Regions from separate parts of the Homo sapiens genome. Here regions 1 and 3 are each linked to region 2. Evidence: read pairs that join two places in POLR2A ChIA-PET (ENCODE). Cell type or tissue: HepG2. All regions are shown on one strand. Links, peaks and the distances in the headings refer to the core of each region. The heading gives the core; the rest is flanking DNA.

Evidence for each region. Peaks named below come from ENCODE experiments on the same cell type or tissue, not always from the same donor. Only the 100,000 strongest peaks of a DNase experiment are listed, where the experiment ranks them.
Region 1: POLR2A ChIA-PET joins it to region 2 with 8 read pairs; 1 of 35 experiments calls an interaction of 5 or more read pairs at or near these places.
Region 3: POLR2A ChIA-PET joins it to region 2 with 10 read pairs; 1 of 35 experiments calls an interaction of 5 or more read pairs at or near these places.

What each region holds. Positions count from the first base shown.
Region 1 is chrX:132,601,860-132,607,591 of GRCh38, forward strand. No RefSeq gene overlaps it. Among named protein-coding and RNA genes, the nearest start is that of HS6ST2-AS1, 63 kb to the right of the region's middle. In HepG2, for the core only: no CTCF peak of the experiment used is centred there; DNase peaks (open chromatin) are centred at 1,072 and 2,252.
Region 2 is chrX:132,410,571-132,416,302 of GRCh38, forward strand. All of the region lies in intron 2 of MBNL3 (muscleblind like splicing regulator 3), which reads right to left. The region is part of intron 2 of RAP2C-AS1 (RAP2C antisense RNA 1); the gene reads left to right. Among named protein-coding and RNA genes, the nearest start is that of MBNL3, 76 kb to the right of the region's middle. RefSeq lists an enhancer at 1,234-1,942. In HepG2, for the core only: a CTCF peak has its summit at 3,170 (motif pointing left); DNase peaks (open chromatin) are centred at 1,161, 1,861, 3,141 and 4,041; H3K4me3 peaks cover 2,645 bases.
Region 3 is chrX:132,588,212-132,593,943 of GRCh38, forward strand. No RefSeq gene overlaps it. Among named protein-coding and RNA genes, the nearest start is that of HS6ST2-AS1, 77 kb to the right of the region's middle. In HepG2, for the core only: a CTCF peak has its summit at 4,848; DNase peaks (open chromatin) are centred at 2,440 and 4,850.

The sequences.
Region 1 (5,732 bases), core at 369-5,368, 190 kb after region 2:
AGTGGTGATGATGATAACAATAAGGAATTTCCTCTTTTTTCTCCCCCACTCCCTTCAGCACTTAGCCCAGTTAAGAATACATAATTTCAAATGCCTAATAAAGACCCACTGAATTGCCCAAAGATCCTCACTCCCTAGAAATGCCTTGAACTCCATCCCAATTCTGAGCTTCAGTATCTTGAACCTCTTGAATGCATGAGCCAGAGCCCTTCAGCAAGAAAGCTGCAGGTTTGACCCCTCTTGCTTGTTTGCCACTGATGTAGAGACCCAGTTGCTGGCCCATTTTGACTTCAGTGTCGACAGGAAATTCCCTGAAGCAAAACCTGTTTAGTAACCATACTGCCGAAATGAAGAAGCTGGGATGGGAGAAAGCAGCAGGAGTAACAGCAGCAAGCACCCTACCCATCAGGGTTTAACTGATCGGTGTCTGTAACTGATAGACACAGCCATTAGTTACATCCACGGTGCTAATACTGAACTAATGAGCACCTGTCATCAGTGTGGGCAGAGTGGCTGAAGAGACACTCGGTAGCTTCCTAATTGACTCAAATGATGGTCTGCGGGTTCCTGGGTGCTAGCTGAGCTGCCACCGGGGTTGGAGGTGGTGCTATTATGCTAATTCTTGTGCATCCCATGGGTCATAAAAGAACAGATACTTCATCTGCCAGAGGAGGAATGACAGCAATTAAGGCCATCACGATGCCATGAAGTATTAACACAACAAATGAGGACTCTCTTTCGGTAGAATCACCCTGGACTTTTGGGGGCGGAAAAAGCCCTGCCTAAATCATTTCTCTTTACTTTTTGTGCTTATAGCCCATGATTGCTCCATTAGATCATTCATGAGCATGGTGTCCCAAATGGAAAGAGTGAGATGCACGGGCTTTCCTGTAATCCCAGCTCCTCTGCCAGCTGGCTTTTCAGGATTAGAGCACACCTGCTGTCTTCTCAGCTGCAAACTTCCCTGCACGATAATTTGGACACAACCCCTTACCCAAGTCCACCCCATCCAGCACCACTTCCCATCCTGGAGTGAGAGTCAGGGCTGGTGAAGGCCAAAGTCACTGCCTAGCAAGCAGGTTGAGTAAATAAAGCCTGAGGTCCTCACATAGACATATCACTGGCAGGAAAAGCTGCCGTGAGTCTGTTCCTGGTGTGATTATTCTAGTAATTCAGAGGAAAAGTTGTGAATTAAATTAACTCGTTTTTGTTTTTGTTTTTGTTTTTTGACAGAGTCTTGCTCTGTCGCCAGGCTGGAGTGCAGTGGCACGATCTCGGCTCACTGCAACCTCTGCCTCCCGGGTTTAAGCGATTCTCCTGCCTCAGCTTCCCGAGTAGCTGGGACTATAGGTGCACGCCACCATGCCTAGCTAATTTTTTGTATTTTTAGTAGAAGTGGGGTTTCACCATGTTGGCCAGGATGGTCCCGATCTCCTGACCTCGTGATGTGCCCAGATCGGCCTCCCAAAGTGCTGGGATTACAGACGTGAGTCACTGTGCCCAGCTGACTTGACTTTAAATGTTGCTATTAATTAGTTATGTGACCTTCAACAAATACCTAACTTCCCTGGGGTGAAAAAATAGGACCTACTTCATAGAGTAGTTATGAGAATGAAATAAAATAATCTATACCTGGTGTTTGGCACAAATTGTGTGTTCAATAAATGTTAGCTCTTATTATAATTATTGGCAGGGACTGTGGTGATATTTGAGAGTAATGACTTTGACCAAAGAGCTGGAAAGACTGATGCTATCTAACATCAGGGTCAGCATGTAGCTGTTCAATCAGGCTGGCCTTCAGGTAAAATTGGCTAATTTCATAGACTATAGTGAGCTAGGACATCTGCAATTTGAAAATGAAAAATATTTCCTATGAAGCCTATGAAGCCTTAGTTGTCGGTATCCAAAAGGTACATTTGGTTCCTGCCAGCCCCTGGGGTTCAGCTGGACCAAATGGCTTCAAAAAGGTATAGATGGCAGTTCAGGGTCATTATGGACTAGCTTCCTGGTCTGATGGCTAAATAGTAACCTGCAATGCGACATGTACAGTAGGCCTCTGACCCCAGCCCCAATTTACTCCCTTGTTAATCAGTGCGTTAGTTTGGGACCTGCAAGAAGTAGATACAGAGACCGGATTAAGTGTTCAATGATTTCACTGGGGGAAACGTGTGAGAGAAAATGGGACTAGAGCCAGAGAGGCCCAGAGTGGCCTCAGACTGCAATGTAAGTCTGACCTTGAAAAATCAAACAGAGAGAGATCAAACAGCAGAGTACGGCAGCTGGAGCCCTTGGTCAAGGATGTTCTCTGTAGTTGGAACAGCAATGCACATTACCATGGTGGCCACAATGAATGACATGGAAGAAATATCTAAAAGACAAAATGATCAAGTTTGCAGATGACACTGGGATGCAATGCTTAGAATCTGGTCTTGCAAGGTTTTGAATGTGTTCTTTTTCAAAGCTGAACATATACAAGAGCTCCTTATATGATCCCATTAGCTTCTTGGGATGCCTCCCCCTATTCTTTCATTGCAGTTGTATAATCAGAATTATATTTTGACAGGTATGAGAAATTATGCTGCGGAGAAATACTTGACAGCAGGTATTAAAAGGTATTCAAGTTATATTTTGAATTTAAAGAAAACAGGTTAAAAACTGTCTTTACAGCATGATTTTCATTTTCTTAAAAATTACACATGCATAGGAAAAAATAAAGAAACAGATAAACATAAAAATATCAAAAGTGGCTATATTTAATGTCTTTTAAGCTTCTTTTTGTGTCTCTGCGGTTTCTATTTTTCCAGTGTATTACTTCTGAGATATTCCCAATGCTGTGGAGTGATCTTCCCTTTCAAAATCCCCTGTACTTGTATAAGTGGACCTTCCAAGGGCTGGGTATGCCTCTCACTGGCTCAGCCTTTCTGAGAAAGGATGAAATGAAAAAGTGGTTTATCTCAAGTCTTGTCACCATTTCAACTACCTTTTTAGCTTTTTGCCTCTTGACTTGCTTCTGACCACTGAGAATTGCTAACTCCCTGCCTAGGTCACCATGTCCCCCTGCTGTCCAGACACTCAGCTTTACTTAACTTGAAGCTGCTATGGGATTAGTCCCCTTTGGACCTATTAGTAGTAATAATATCATTCATACATTTCCCTCACTCCTCTGTTTCCTAGAAACAATAATAATGTCTAACATTTAATTGAGTGCTCACCACATGCCAGACACTGTGCTAAATACTTTAAATGTATTGACTCATTAAATTCTCTCTATAACTCTGTAATGTTGGTACTATTATTATCCATATTTTACAGATAAGGAAACTGAGACAATGGGGAGTGAATTAAGTGGGCCAAACTCACTCAGCCAGTGAGTGGCAGGGCCAGGATGCTTGCCTACCTTTGCCTGGGGGATTTTTTTTTTACTTGCACTCACAAATAAGATTTATCACAGCTAAAGGATACAATGCAAAACCTGCAAAGGGAAAAGGCATGAGAAGGGAGGTCTTAGAGGAAGCCATGTACAAGCTTCCAAGAGTCCTCTCCCTGTGGAGACACATAGGACGTGCTTCATTTTCAGCATTAAATTTAGAAAACATACATGAAATGTTGTTTACCTGCCTGGAGGATTGATTGCCTGTTGTTTCTTGATCCTGCCTCAGAATGGTCCTATCAACTGCCACTGGCCCACATCCAAGTGTGAAAGATCTATATGCAACATTTCTTCAGGCAAGGTACCCCAAGAAGCATCCAGCTGTGACTTTGAGAAAGTTATCTACATCCTCTGAGTCTCAGTTTTCCCATCTGTAGACAGGATTAATATTCCTTTGCAGAGTTCTGAAGATGATTGAATGGAAAAAGGTATGAGAGACAACTGATGCCAATTCCCAACACAGGACAGTACTCATTGAGGAGAAAGCTGAAGAAGACATGGAAATAGTCACCTTTAGTTAATGGAAGAGGGGACTCACCTATGAGCACTTTGAAACATTCATTTTCAGAATTCAAAAAAGCACGAGACTGTTCAGAATGGATTTTCAGAGTAGCAGCTTTCAAGGTTTGGGCATTTGAAATTTTAAACAGTGGATTCTGGATATTAGCCCTTGTCATTCTCAGCAAACTAACACAGGAACAGAAAACCAAACACTGCAGGTTCTCACTCATAAGTGGGAGTTGAACAGTGAGAACACATGGACACAGGGAGAGGAATGTCACACACCAGGGCCTGTTGGGGGGCGGGGGACTAGGGGAGGGATAGCATGAGGGGAAATACCTAATGTAGGTGACGGGTTGATGGGTGCAGCAAACCAACATGGCATGTGTATACCTACGTAACAAACCAGCACATTCTGCACATGTATCCCAAAACTTAAAGTATAATTTAAAAAAAAAGAAATTTTAAACAGTGAAGGAACCACATGACTAACGCCTTGTTGGGAAATGTACTGTCATTCAGGTCAATGCAGAGTGCGATGGAAGCATGAAGAAGCTTCCATAAATGAGGAGACCAGAGAAAGGGCCTAAGAAAATTCCCTGGAGGATGTTCACATTGAATTGTGAAGGGTGAGGAGAGCTGATCAAGAAAGGGGGTTAAGGCATTCCAGATACAGGAAACCACATGCACAAAGGCCCAGAGACAAAAATGGCATCGTCATTGTCATTGTCATCATCATCATTCTTCCTATCTTTTGAGTACCTTCTATGTGCTAGACACTATAGTAGGTGCTTTCTATGTTATTTGAAATCCCCACATAACGTTATAAAGTAAGCATCCTTCTACACATCTTACAGATAAGGATACTGCGATCTTAAGAGGTTCAGGTGATCCATGTAAGTAGTAAAGCTGGAACTGGAGAGCCCAGGCATGCAGACTCCAAATCCCAAACTCATTCTGCTGTATGGAGACCCTCCTTTGGAACATGAAAAGCCATGATGAATTTGCGGAACTGTAGAATACCCAGTGCAGCTGAGATGTATCCAAGGAGTTAAGGGAAACTAGGCTAGAAGAATAAGCAGGGTTTAAGTCCCACAAGGCTTTGAAGGACATGCTCAGGCATTTCGACTGTATCCTGAGGGACTGGGAATTTTGGAAGCAAAACAGCAAAATGGTGGTGGAGTTACATGATCAGTTTTGTGTCTTTGGTAGCAGTATGCGAATTGAATTAGAAGATCAAGATTGAATGTAAGAAGACCAGCAGCTCAGTGCTTAAGCCCAAGAACAAGAGGCATCAATTATTCAAGTATCTGCTACTTTGTTAAGTGGATTTATCAGAAAAGTGTCAGAGGTCTCAGTCACTTGTTTCCAGAATCTTCACAAAGGCTTTGCTGCTTCCATTATCCTTCTTCCTACCTCCCTGCTTCTATTCCTCAGTATGATTACAGACTCCTAAAACAGGGTGCTGTCTAGGAGGGAAATCACGCAACAGTGGAAAGCTATTACTCACTCTTTTTGGAAGCCTGTTCCCTCAATACTGTGGCAATAAAGAAAATTCTGAGTTTAACGATGGTGGGGATAGAATAGAGGAGTGGTGGAAGCAAGCAGTAATTCTGCCAGTAACACCAATGAAGCCATGTGGTCTTTTCAACCACGGTACAAGGAACACCTCTCAGCTCTGGATATATTACTCAGATTCTTGCATGAATCAAATAGTGAAAATTCAGGCACACTTTCAGACACCTATGGAAATCTTGGCCATGCTTAACCAGAACTTTATAGAAGTTCACATTCTTTGATC
Region 2 (5,732 bases), core at 537-5,536:
AGACTGCCAACAGTTAAAAGTTAAATGTTAAATCAAGGCACCCAAGAGATGATTTGTTCTATGAAGAAAAATGTTGTTATTCCATTTTAATCATAATGGATTAAATGAAATAATTCTGATGATAGTGCCCCACTGTAACATACTTACATGCACAGACATGGCTTCTCAGAGGAAGTAACAGTGATTTCAGAATTACAAATCATATGTACCAGTTTGGCTAGTTCCTGCAAGCATCACAGATTTATTAAAGCTAGGAAAAACCTGAGTCAAGATCAACATACAACGAGTTATTAGCCAGATATCGGCATTCTACTGGCAAATTTCCCACTTTCTTCCTCTTAGAATTCTGTCTTTACAAAAATGGATAATCTGCATCATTTTCTCCTCCAAATATTGTATCATCTATAAATATTGATATAGATGCACAAAGAGCAGCCTTAAAATTCTGCATACAACTTTTAAGTTAAATGTGAGATGCAGGCAAGAAATTTAGAGGGAAAAGTCTTTAATAAACCATTTCTTAAATATAATGAAGGCAAAATTAATGAGGCTGAACGTTGACCCCCATGGAGAGGGCCAGCCAAGTACCCCCCACCATTGCAGCCAGCACTGTACCCACCTTCTTCATGCTGTCCCAACTCTGTTTTCTTGACACATCCCATACACACATACACAGGGCAATGACTTTGGCGCAAACCAGATAACAAGTTTGAATAGGCGAGAAGCTGGGGTGAGAGCAGAAGAATTTTCTTGCCTATCTGTCTCCAGAGAACTTTTACATTTTGATCTCCCAATGACAAAGGGAGTACTGGGCTCAACAATCACACTTTTGTTCTGAAATAGCCCACTAAGATAACTTGATTCCCAGGATGGAAACAGTTTAGGGCTGAATCGGATTGTAGGGAACATCTTGTGCACCTTTATCTTACAGAGAATGTGAAGGCCAAAGGGGTGGGGTGACTTGTCCTAATTCATAAGCAGCTCAGTAAGCACACAAGCCAAGTTTCCAGACTTTCACTACCCAATATGGATTCTCAGTTCAAATCACTTTTCCTCTGTAAAGATTTTCCTGGAACCGTCTCCCCATTCCTGTCCCCATTTATCTCTCCCTCCTTTGTGCTTCCAACTGCACCTTGTACTCAGTTTTATCGTAGCTCTTATCGCTGTGTACATCGATAAATTGTTTGCATGCTTGTCTCCTCTATTAGACTTTGAGCCTGTATAACGGCAGAACTACATCTTCCTCCACTTTCAATCTCCAGGGATGTGTGTGTGCCTGATGAATAGCCGCCCTGCCATACACGTTTGTTGAAGTTTGTGAGAATAATTTTATAGGGCATAACACTAAGTCTACCTTAGAAACCTAAGTGCTTCTCTTGCTATTTTCTTTCATAAGTTCTTTCTTCTCCCTCCAAGAAGAGAACAATAGTCAACACATGACTGAGGCTGCCCCTGGTTGTCTGTTCCAAATGAACCGTTATTCTATTCAGGTCCAGAAAATAGCTAGTTCCTAACTTTTTTTTTTCCTATGAATATAGACCCTGAGGAATATGTGACCATTACGGCTGAAACATCCTGGTAATTTAGTATAACTTAACCAGAAGTGACATGAATCCATGAGACCCAGAGACAGAAACTCTGGTCTGATTCCAAGGGGTCTCTGGCCACAAAGGCCCTCAGGATATAGGGCCCCACCGGACGAATAAAGGAGCCAGCAGCAGATCCATATCTAATCAGCACCTGGGCCTGCCCAGGAGGGCCCTGCATTTCCAGGGTCAGTTTAGAAAAAAACTGCGTTCTCCAACTGCCCCACCCCCCATCCTGAATTTCTCTGAACAAGCCGCAAGTCAAATTCCCTGAAGCTACTAAGACAAAGGTGGCTTTAGGAAAATCACAGCAGGTGGGGCCTTCTTGTGGCTCTCTAATGCATATGCCTTCTTACAAGAAAAATGTTTGCGGCTTTCCTTCATGACCCACGCTTAGCTTTGTTTACGTTAAACATTTATTTTCAAATGATCATGAGCTTGATCTTTTTCTTAGAAATTTTTTGAACAGCAAATAACACTAAAAATCCCAGAAGTTGTTCACAGTGAAAGCAAGCCTGCCTCACTAATAACCCAAATCTACTTCCTGCCCTATTCCACCCCACTTACACACTTTTTACCTCGGTTCTCATCGAATACCGTACATCACTGTAGAAAAATATTAACTGAATGACTGGTCAATTATAAGCTCTTCAAAAATGCATCATCTATTTACAAACCAGCCAACCAGAATAAAATTAAAACCCAAACACAACGAAGCACATTGGTACCAAGTTATCAAAAGTCAGAAGGCATTCCTCATGCAAAGTATTACTAGACGCTGTCTTTAGAGCAGCTGATAGCTGCCAACATAAAATGTCATCAAGAATGGAAAAAAAGGGAGAGAAAAAGTAATGGTACTGAATTTGTTACTCTAAGAAATAAAACACACAGAAAATCATATAACTTCAAAAAGCTCCTTCTACATGGACTTCATTAAGAAAGAACATAAGGAGGTGTTTCTCTCTGACCCATTAGTCAAATCTCCTGCTCCTAGGCTTCTTTACCTCCTTTTTCTGGACACCCCATCCACTCACTTGCCACAACGATTTAGAAGCCAGGACAAAGAGGGTACCAGCTGCTTGCCCCCTTTATTCCCCAGCTAGGGCTTCTGCTTAGGATCCTCTCTAGAGATGCCAGGTTTATCAAATAAATATGCAGGACTCCCAGGTAAATTTGAATTTCAGATAAACAGTGAAAAAAAATTTTTTAGTATAAGTATGCCCCATACAATATGTTATCTGGCAGCCCTCTCCCGCTCTGTTCTTCTGCCTTGATAAGTTGAGCTCAATAAAGGCAAATCCTTGAAAACCCATTTTACCTCTTTACCTTAAGATTCTTAGAAGCCCTCTCCATGGAATCAGCCCAGGCTCTCCCAGGCCTTCATTTGCCCAGAGTAAAGTAGAAGACACTCTCAGCCCCAGCTTACCTGATCAGCTGCAAGGAAATTTAAGGAAGTTGACTGTTGGAGACAGCAATTTTTGATCCATAGCTCCTCCCACCAAAAGCTTCACACGGCTCGCTACCCTGGCAGCCACTCCACCTTCCCACCCACCGGTGGCGCAACAGTATATTTAAATACCCTCGATGTCTGCTGGAGCTCCCCCTTTAGGCTAGGATGAAGAGGGGGATGGTGTGTGACCAATACCTGCCTAAACCCGTAACTCCGAATTTACAGAACAGATTTTTGAGTATATGAGGTGTTACATAAAGATGAGGCTTTTAAGTTTTTTAAGGTTTTTATTTATGTGTGCAGAGGTGAGGGGTGGTTAATCTTTTCTTTTTTTCCTTCAGCCCTGTCTTTGGAATACTCAAATTCGAGTAAAAGTCAATCATTAAAGTGCAGGGAAATAACTACTTAGCACATGTTTCTATATGCACACATAAGCGCTATAAAGGTACAGATTCACAGCATGCAGATGAATAGCCATTATTTGCATAGATATCTTTTTCAGTCAATCCCTGATTACTCACATTAAAAGAGAGCACAAAGTAGAGAGGTATGGCTAATTCTAATGAACCAAATAATATATTCGAGAAAAATGGCAATCCACAATAGCCTCACATTACAATTGTGAACATTTAAGCAATTGCTAGACACAGTCCTAAATTTATTTTTTCATTAAGAATGCAGACTCTTTCATTGGAATGATCAAAGATTAAGAATTAGTAAGGTCAGAAATAGTAAAATTGTACTGCTCTGGGGAAGTTTATATGTTTATGGGCATATCATAGAAAGATCAAATAGTAAAGCTGGAAAGGCTCTTAGAGATCATTTAGTCCAGCATTTGCCAGAGTGTGTACCACAGACAACTAATCCCAAGAGAGGAACCTCAAAAGCTGGGTTCACTGGTCAATCGGGTATAAGAAATGTCACTTTATATTCCTCTCTTGTAGGCTGACAATACACAAGAGTATGATAAAGGCTCTCACATGTCCTAAAGTAAAGAAACCTGGTTACCTTTGTTAACCCAGCATTTCCCAACATTGTTTAACTCACAAACCATCCCCCCTTTTTTCATCATATTCCCGTTAACATCTCTCTTTAGTACACCCTTAGGAAAATACTGATCTAATCCAACTTCCTCATTCTATAGGTAAAGAAACTAAAGCTTCAACCAAGTTGTATGGTGTTTTACAGGTCAAGTTTTCCTTAGTATTTTCATTTTGATTTCTCTTAAATAGAAAAATAGAGTGAACTCCCCAAAAATGGCTCTTCTGTTGAAATGCCATTTTTGCCCATCCCTGATCTCCCAAAAGCTAACAAGATGGATATTTTCCTATGATTGCAAAGTAACATCCCACAATCACCTTCCCAACACCCCTTTTCAAAGCTGTAAGTTTCGTCAGATCTTTCCAAATGGTTGCCGTGGCTTTCTTCTTTCATTTGAAGGCTTTAGTCAAGGAACTTCTGAAATAAGAACGTCAAGCCTTCTCTGCCTAACTGGCTTTCCTACATTGTGACTTCTGCCCCTTGAAACCATGCTAATTATTTTAGGCTTTCCATGACTTAAGGGTCTCAAGTGAGTTTTCGCTGTACTGAAACCTGGGAAGTCAGAAGGTATTGGGCAATCTCCTCAATTCCAAATGGTTTTAGTTTTGCACTAACCTTAAACCTTGGGGTTTCCACTTGGTAAAATTAAATTTCCTGTCTCTAAGTAAAATGAAAAGTTTCAAAGAAGAATTTAATTTGCAAAAATATCTTACAAATGTATATGAAGAGTATAAGGTGAGAAAGGCACTGATTATTGTTCAGATTTAAACAATTTATCTTTGCAGGGCTCAGTGTGCTGCTCAGAATAAATTAAATAATTATGTCTTTATAACCAGCCACATATCTCTCCACTCAAACTTTATATAAAGGGTAGATATGGCTATTGATTTACCTCTGCATTTTGAAATTAGCGGTACAAAGATGAAAATCAGTTCCTCTTTTGTTAAACATGAATCTTCTTTCAGATAAAGAAATGTAAAACATTGTACCAAAATGATTGTTTACAGGGTGAATTAATCAGTGTGAAATTATGTTTCAATCCCCCAATGAGGTCAAATGTCTCCACTTCAGAATAAGCATTTTCCTCACACTCCTACCCTACTACCAACCTAACACCAAAAATGGAATTTCCATGCAGAAAGTTTTTACTTGGTGACATGGACTGCCATTAAAATACTTTTGAGGCATGGACTAAGTTTATATTTTGTTAGGGAAAATATACATTTCATCACCAAAAGTTCTATTGAAACCTTTGTGCTAACTTGTTATTAAAATTGTAGGAAAGTAGGCAACTGTTGGTAAGAATGTAAATTAGCACAGCCACTATATATATAAAAAAAAAACAGTATGGAGGTTCTCCAAAAAACTAAAAATAGAACTATGATATGATCCAGCAATCCCACTGCTGGGTATCTATCCTAAAGGAAAACAGTATTTCAAAGAGATGCACCCCTGTGTTTATTACAGCATTATTCACAATGGCCGAGATATGGAATCAATTTAAGTTTCCATCAATGGAAGAATGGATAAAGAACATGTGGTACATATACACAATTGAATATTATTCAACCATAAAGAAGAACAAAATTCTGTCATTTGCAACAGCATGATTGGAAGTGGAGAACATTATGTTAAGTGAAATACGCCAGGCACAG
Region 3 (5,732 bases), core at 369-5,368, 180 kb after region 2:
AAAGTCCTTATTTCAATGAAACAGCAGAGTCAATAGGAGGATTCTAGAGAGATTCATGCTGCTTCTACTTTTGTGATTGGATCTCTCTCCCACTAGAATGTGGGCTCCTGTCAAGTCCATTTGTTTGGTTCATTGCTGACTTCCTCAGTATATAGTGCATAGTAAGTGCTCTGTAGATTCTTCTGACCTGTAATGCATCAGCACCAAAGAAGTTTGAGAAGGGCTAGGAGTCAGGAAATTTGTGCTGTGAGTGCCCTTGAGTAGTTCCTTTGTGACTCAAGGAAGGTGGAGGAGTGAGCCCAGTGATGGCCCCATATCAGTGGTTTCCAACCCTGTGTGCATACCTAAAATCACCTGAAAAGCTTTTAAAATGCAGATGCCAGGGCCTTACCCGCCCCTCAACACACACACTGGAAATCTGATTTAATTGCTCTGGAGTGGGGCTGGCCATAGGTGTATGTGTGTGTGTGTGTGTGTGTGTGTGTTTTAACTAAACCTCCAGTTGATTCTAGTGTATGGCCAAGGTTAAGAGCCACTGCACGATAGGCATATTTGAGGAATTCAATCCACTGATGATTGTGGGTCCTACATGTTGGTATACCAGAGAGTTATTTTTTTGTTTAAAATATGGTTTCTTTGGGCCCACGCCAAGAGATCCTGAATTGGTAGTTTGGCAATATGCATGAGCCAAGAATCTGCATTTGTAATAAGCACATGATTCTAATGCAATTGGTCTGAAGACCACACTATCAAAAACAATACCATAGAGCCACTGCCCTTGCCATAAGAAAGCATTTGGGTAAATTTTGAGACAAGAAATCAGGTAAATGGCTTGGAAGTCTGTTCTTATAATGAAGTGGAACTGTTTCCTTCCTTAAGCCATTAAACACAGGAGGAGGATTGATTTCTCTAATAAGTAGTTCAAAGGTACCAAATTTTCACTGCCTGGGCATTGCTTATCTCAAAACTAATTTGAAATGCAGGCTGGAAACAGCCACTTGTTCCTTCTGCAGTGCCATTGGTCCCATTAAGCCAATCATCTCACTCATTTTTGATCCAGTGGACATTACAGTAAACACGTTTTTTTCCTTCCCACCCAGTAGCCTTGCATGAAGTGCAAGAGAACGGTATTCTCATTTTGAAAGATGGAGAGATTGAAGCAGAAACCGACCCCAACGCAGTGTCTAGATTAGATTGGGAAAAATCAAAACCCTGATTTGATCTGTGTAAAAAGCACTTTAACATCCCTGACCTAATTTCATCCTTACTAATCCCTTTATGAGGCAAGGCAGGGGCAGGTGTCATTTTCTTCAGAGCTGACCTTATCCATGGGAAAAGCAGGCAAGCAACTATTGATGGGACCTGAAGGGTGCCTGAAAACCCCACTGCCAATAGGCCTCCCCCATCTTTGATGGCTCAGGTTCCATCTTGAGCAGTGATTCCTTAGGGCTAAGTTTTGTCTTCCCTATGGGTCTTTCAACATGCAGATACTCTAGTAATGGGTTGCATGACATTGGATATATTTAGCAGGTTACTTCTTCTTTGCTAGGGGAGAGAAGAAGGAGGGGGAAAGCACTGAGAAACAAGGAAAAGGGGATCATTACTCAAAATGTCAAGAACCCGAAAAGAGGTAATTATGGGAGGAGGATGTTTTCAATCAGATTCACCTATTTTCCATGTTGCCTGGAGCAGGCCCTGGTCCCCAAGAGATAAGTGAAGTTGTTAAGGGACTTTGCCATGTTTCTTAGAGATGTATTCAGGAATATGTTCCTCATTAATCACAAAAATATCAACACTGAAGGGAAATAAATTGTCTTAGAATTAAGATATCATCTACCTAAATGACCTTCTCTTTTAAATGTTGACAATTGAAGAAGAATCTAGTATTTCAGTACTAAATCAGTCTGGGTGATATTGAATTACACTCTTAACATAGGGAAGAAGTCCTCTTATTTTCCTCTTTGGTAGAGGAAAACCTTTCTCTCTAACTTCTCCCCACCCTGGGTTAATTTGAAGATTCAGTCCATCTTTGCTTTACAGACTCTTTTCTCTTTATCTCTGTGGCTTGTATTAATACATTCTTTGAAATGAAGAGAAGGTGGTTAGGATCTAACTTTAAAGGTGGTAGATAGAAGTTGGATAGGACCCAACAGAAAAATCTAGACTTATAATCCAGAGCTCAGGCAGGCTCCAGAATGTGGAAAAATCGAAATATGGTTACCTCACTGTGGAATCTACTTTATAGGGGATGTTGACATGGAGATATGAGTCCACATGGCTAGTTCAAAGCAAACTACTAGGCAATGTGTGCTCTTCACAGAGTTCAATGTAGAGCCCAGGGCCCAAAAGTTACATGCAGGGTAACTGGGTGGTCAGGGTCAGACAAGAACTGTCCTTATAGATGAAAGGATGTCACAGGCAGGAAAATGCCTTGCTGCGACCAACAGAGATAAGATTCAAAGCCAAAGATAAGTGGGTAAACAGTCATGTTAGCTGTCTATAGATATTAGTGGCTGGCACCTTGAACCTGAGACACAAATGACAAAAACACAGTGCTTGTGGAGTTGGGTCATAAGGGAACAGCAGGAAGCCACTGACTCAAGACTGATCCACAGGACCACTGAAGACCTGGGTTCTTGGTCCCAGCTGTGCCATGAGCTTATAGTGCAGATGCCAGGAAATTCACTCATTTATAAAATAAAGAGGCTAAGATACATCAGTTGTTTTAACCATGATATGGAACTGGTGTACTGCAATGATCTCTTATCATTTGTCACTCACAGTAAGGAAGTGTTCATGACCTTGGCCACACTCAGGGAAATGTGTCCTGCACAGAATTATCATCTAATGTGTGATTGTCAAGGGAAAAGTTTGATAATTACTAATCTAAAGCACTGTTTCTCCAATTTTAATGTGTGTACAAATCATCTGGGAATTTTGTTAAAAGGAAGATCCAGATTCCGTAGATCTGATAAGGAGCCTGAGGCTCTGCATTTCCAATGAGTTCCAGGTGATGTCGGTGCTGCTGGTCTATGGACCACGCTACGAGCATCAAGGTTCTTACAGGGTGTCTTATCAGCTCTGAAATTCTATGATCCCATGTGTAACTTCTCACTCTCTTCCAATCAGCCCCTCTCCCCACTCTAGGTCAAGATTGGCCCCAGATATGGGGCCTGTAGGAAAATCAGAGTCTCCTGATGAGGCCAAGTAGGAAAATCAGAAACTAAGAAGACTGTTGCCCCATTCTGAACCCATATGCTAACTTCAGTTGCTTGTGTACTGTATGCCAGTAGTCCTGATCTGGGATCTATTATGCTACCAGCTCTTGGCTTTAGTAGAACTCTTTGCCACATCAAATTATGGGCAGGATTGGCAGCAAGATCCTCTCTAGGATTCCATGGCATCTTAGAGTGGGGTAATCCATTTTCATTGGTGAGGTAGGCCCATGAAGACAGAGAAAGAGACACTACTGGGAGGAAGATGTGGTTAATCCATGTGAGACAATTTCCCAAGACTTCTAGAATTAAAATATCCATCTCACTTTTACCTTTTTGCTTTCATGAATAACTACCTTCCACTTTAGATGGTGAATGCTCCTTGTTCATCACTATATACCTACGGCCTAGCACAGTATCTAGCGCAGAGCAGAGTTCAGTAAACATTTGTTGAATGAATGAATGAATGAATGAATGAATGAATGAATCAGTCAAGCAACTGGAGCTGCAGTTTGCTTAAAGGAGACTTCTTGGGGAATTCAGCCAGAGGAGCAACAGAAGTAGCAGGAGCCAGAGAGCGAGGAAGCATGCACTCATCCAGTCATAATTATCTAAAGTGCCCCTGCCCTTGCATTCCCCTTTGTTGTTCAGTAATACACAACAGGATGCACCTGCCCAGATATGGAAACTCTAGCAGGGTAGATAGGAAAGCTGATACAAAGCCCCTGTTAATTAAAAAGCATTTGCAACTGGAATTGTCTTCTGGCTAACACAAAGTGCCCTGCCTCCTGATGCATTTAATGTCTACATGCTTTGAGAATATACAATGAACAGTCTCAGGATTATCTCCTAATCCTGACCCCAGCAAAGGAAAAAAGATCTATCGAAAGTCACCCACTTTGTTATTTATGATGTCAAAGCCAAAAATTAAATTGATGAACAGCCAGATGGCCAAGGAAATAAAGTATGTTTTTCTATGGGTTTGTGAATGACAATGAAGTTTAAGGGTTTTTTTTTTGTTGTTGTTTGATTTTGTTTTGCTCTAATTTTATCTGATTTTTTTTCTCCTACTTTTGTCTGAATTTCTAGCCAAATAATAGCACCAATGTTTATGCTAGGACTTTTGGAATGATCTACTCAACCAATTTACATTAAGCTTTGCAAAGTTTAAGGGAATTTCCAATTCAAAAAGAGGATATTAATTAAATCAATGGGATGATTGAAGAGAAGGTGAGTGAGGAAAAAGTGGCAGTGGGGAGAGAGTTCTCACCCCTCTTACCTAGAAGTCATCTAGGTAGGCCACCTTACCTATCTGCTATGCTTGTTAACTAGGACCTCTCTGGCCCCACTAAGCAGATTTACCACCAGGAGATTAAATACAATGTGCCACGGCCAATCCAAATCCATTCATTCTGCAGTTGCATTTTCAAATTAGCCTAGGAAAATCTCCCCTGCTGAAATATTGGGACAGATAAGAATTGGTCTGTTTGGCTTGAAGAAGGACTGTTTAGTTGCCTCCTCATCACTCTAAATGACCTGGCCCTCAAATTGGGCAGACTGGGGTGCAAAAAGACCAGAGAAGCCAGCGAGTATTTTGTGAGCTTTCAATTGAGAGATCAGTTGTGCTCCCCTGTGACCAAAGACTGAACTGCACCACAGAAGGGCAGACCCAGAGCAGAGGTTCTTCTTGCTGTAGCCTCACCATAATTACTGTGTGGCTGCTTTGTTTTCCAGGGCAAAGGGGAAAGGCAAGGATATTTAGAAGAGATTTAGGGGAAAACGAAATTCTGCTTCCAGTATTCCTAATTTTCCCTTTGAAAATTAGCAACTCTTTAGTAAAACCCTTGCTAGGGCTCCATTAAGGTTTATGTTGACAAAGAGTAGCTACTAATGGCCTTTAATGATGAGTAGGTGGATTGCTCAGAATATTACTTATTTAATGAAAAGTAATGGCTGTCTCACTGAAGCGAGGAGAGTAATGCTAAGTGGCCTCTTCACATGTATGTTCCTTTTAGCACTAGCCTTTGTCAGGGGATACACACTCGAGAGATTCTAAACAAAAAGGGCTCATCCCCACCTGGTAACAACCACAACAAAACACACCCAGAATTTGCTTTCAGTCCATTTTCCAAATGCTCCATGGTGCTTCCAACTAATTCTCAACCTCTTTGTGGTTCTAAAGATTGGAGACCACTGATCCAATGGAAACGGACCAGAGAGTAAGAAAGTCTAATTTTTTCCCCTCTGAGCCAAATCTCCACTAAGTAGCAAGATGATGTCAACGATGACATTTGTATCTTCATTTGGAAAATGAGAGGCTTGGGCTTGAGGGCCTTAAGGGCCAGTCCTTGCACCTCTGGTTTTCAGTGCTCCCGAGTTTCTGTTCAGTGTGAAAATGGAAACGTGATATTATTGAAGCACACACTTGAAACATAATATTGGTTGGTTGATGAAAAGAAAAAACACTTTTCTGGCTTGCTGGCTTCTGGATTTATTCAGCTTGCCAGAGGGTGGGAA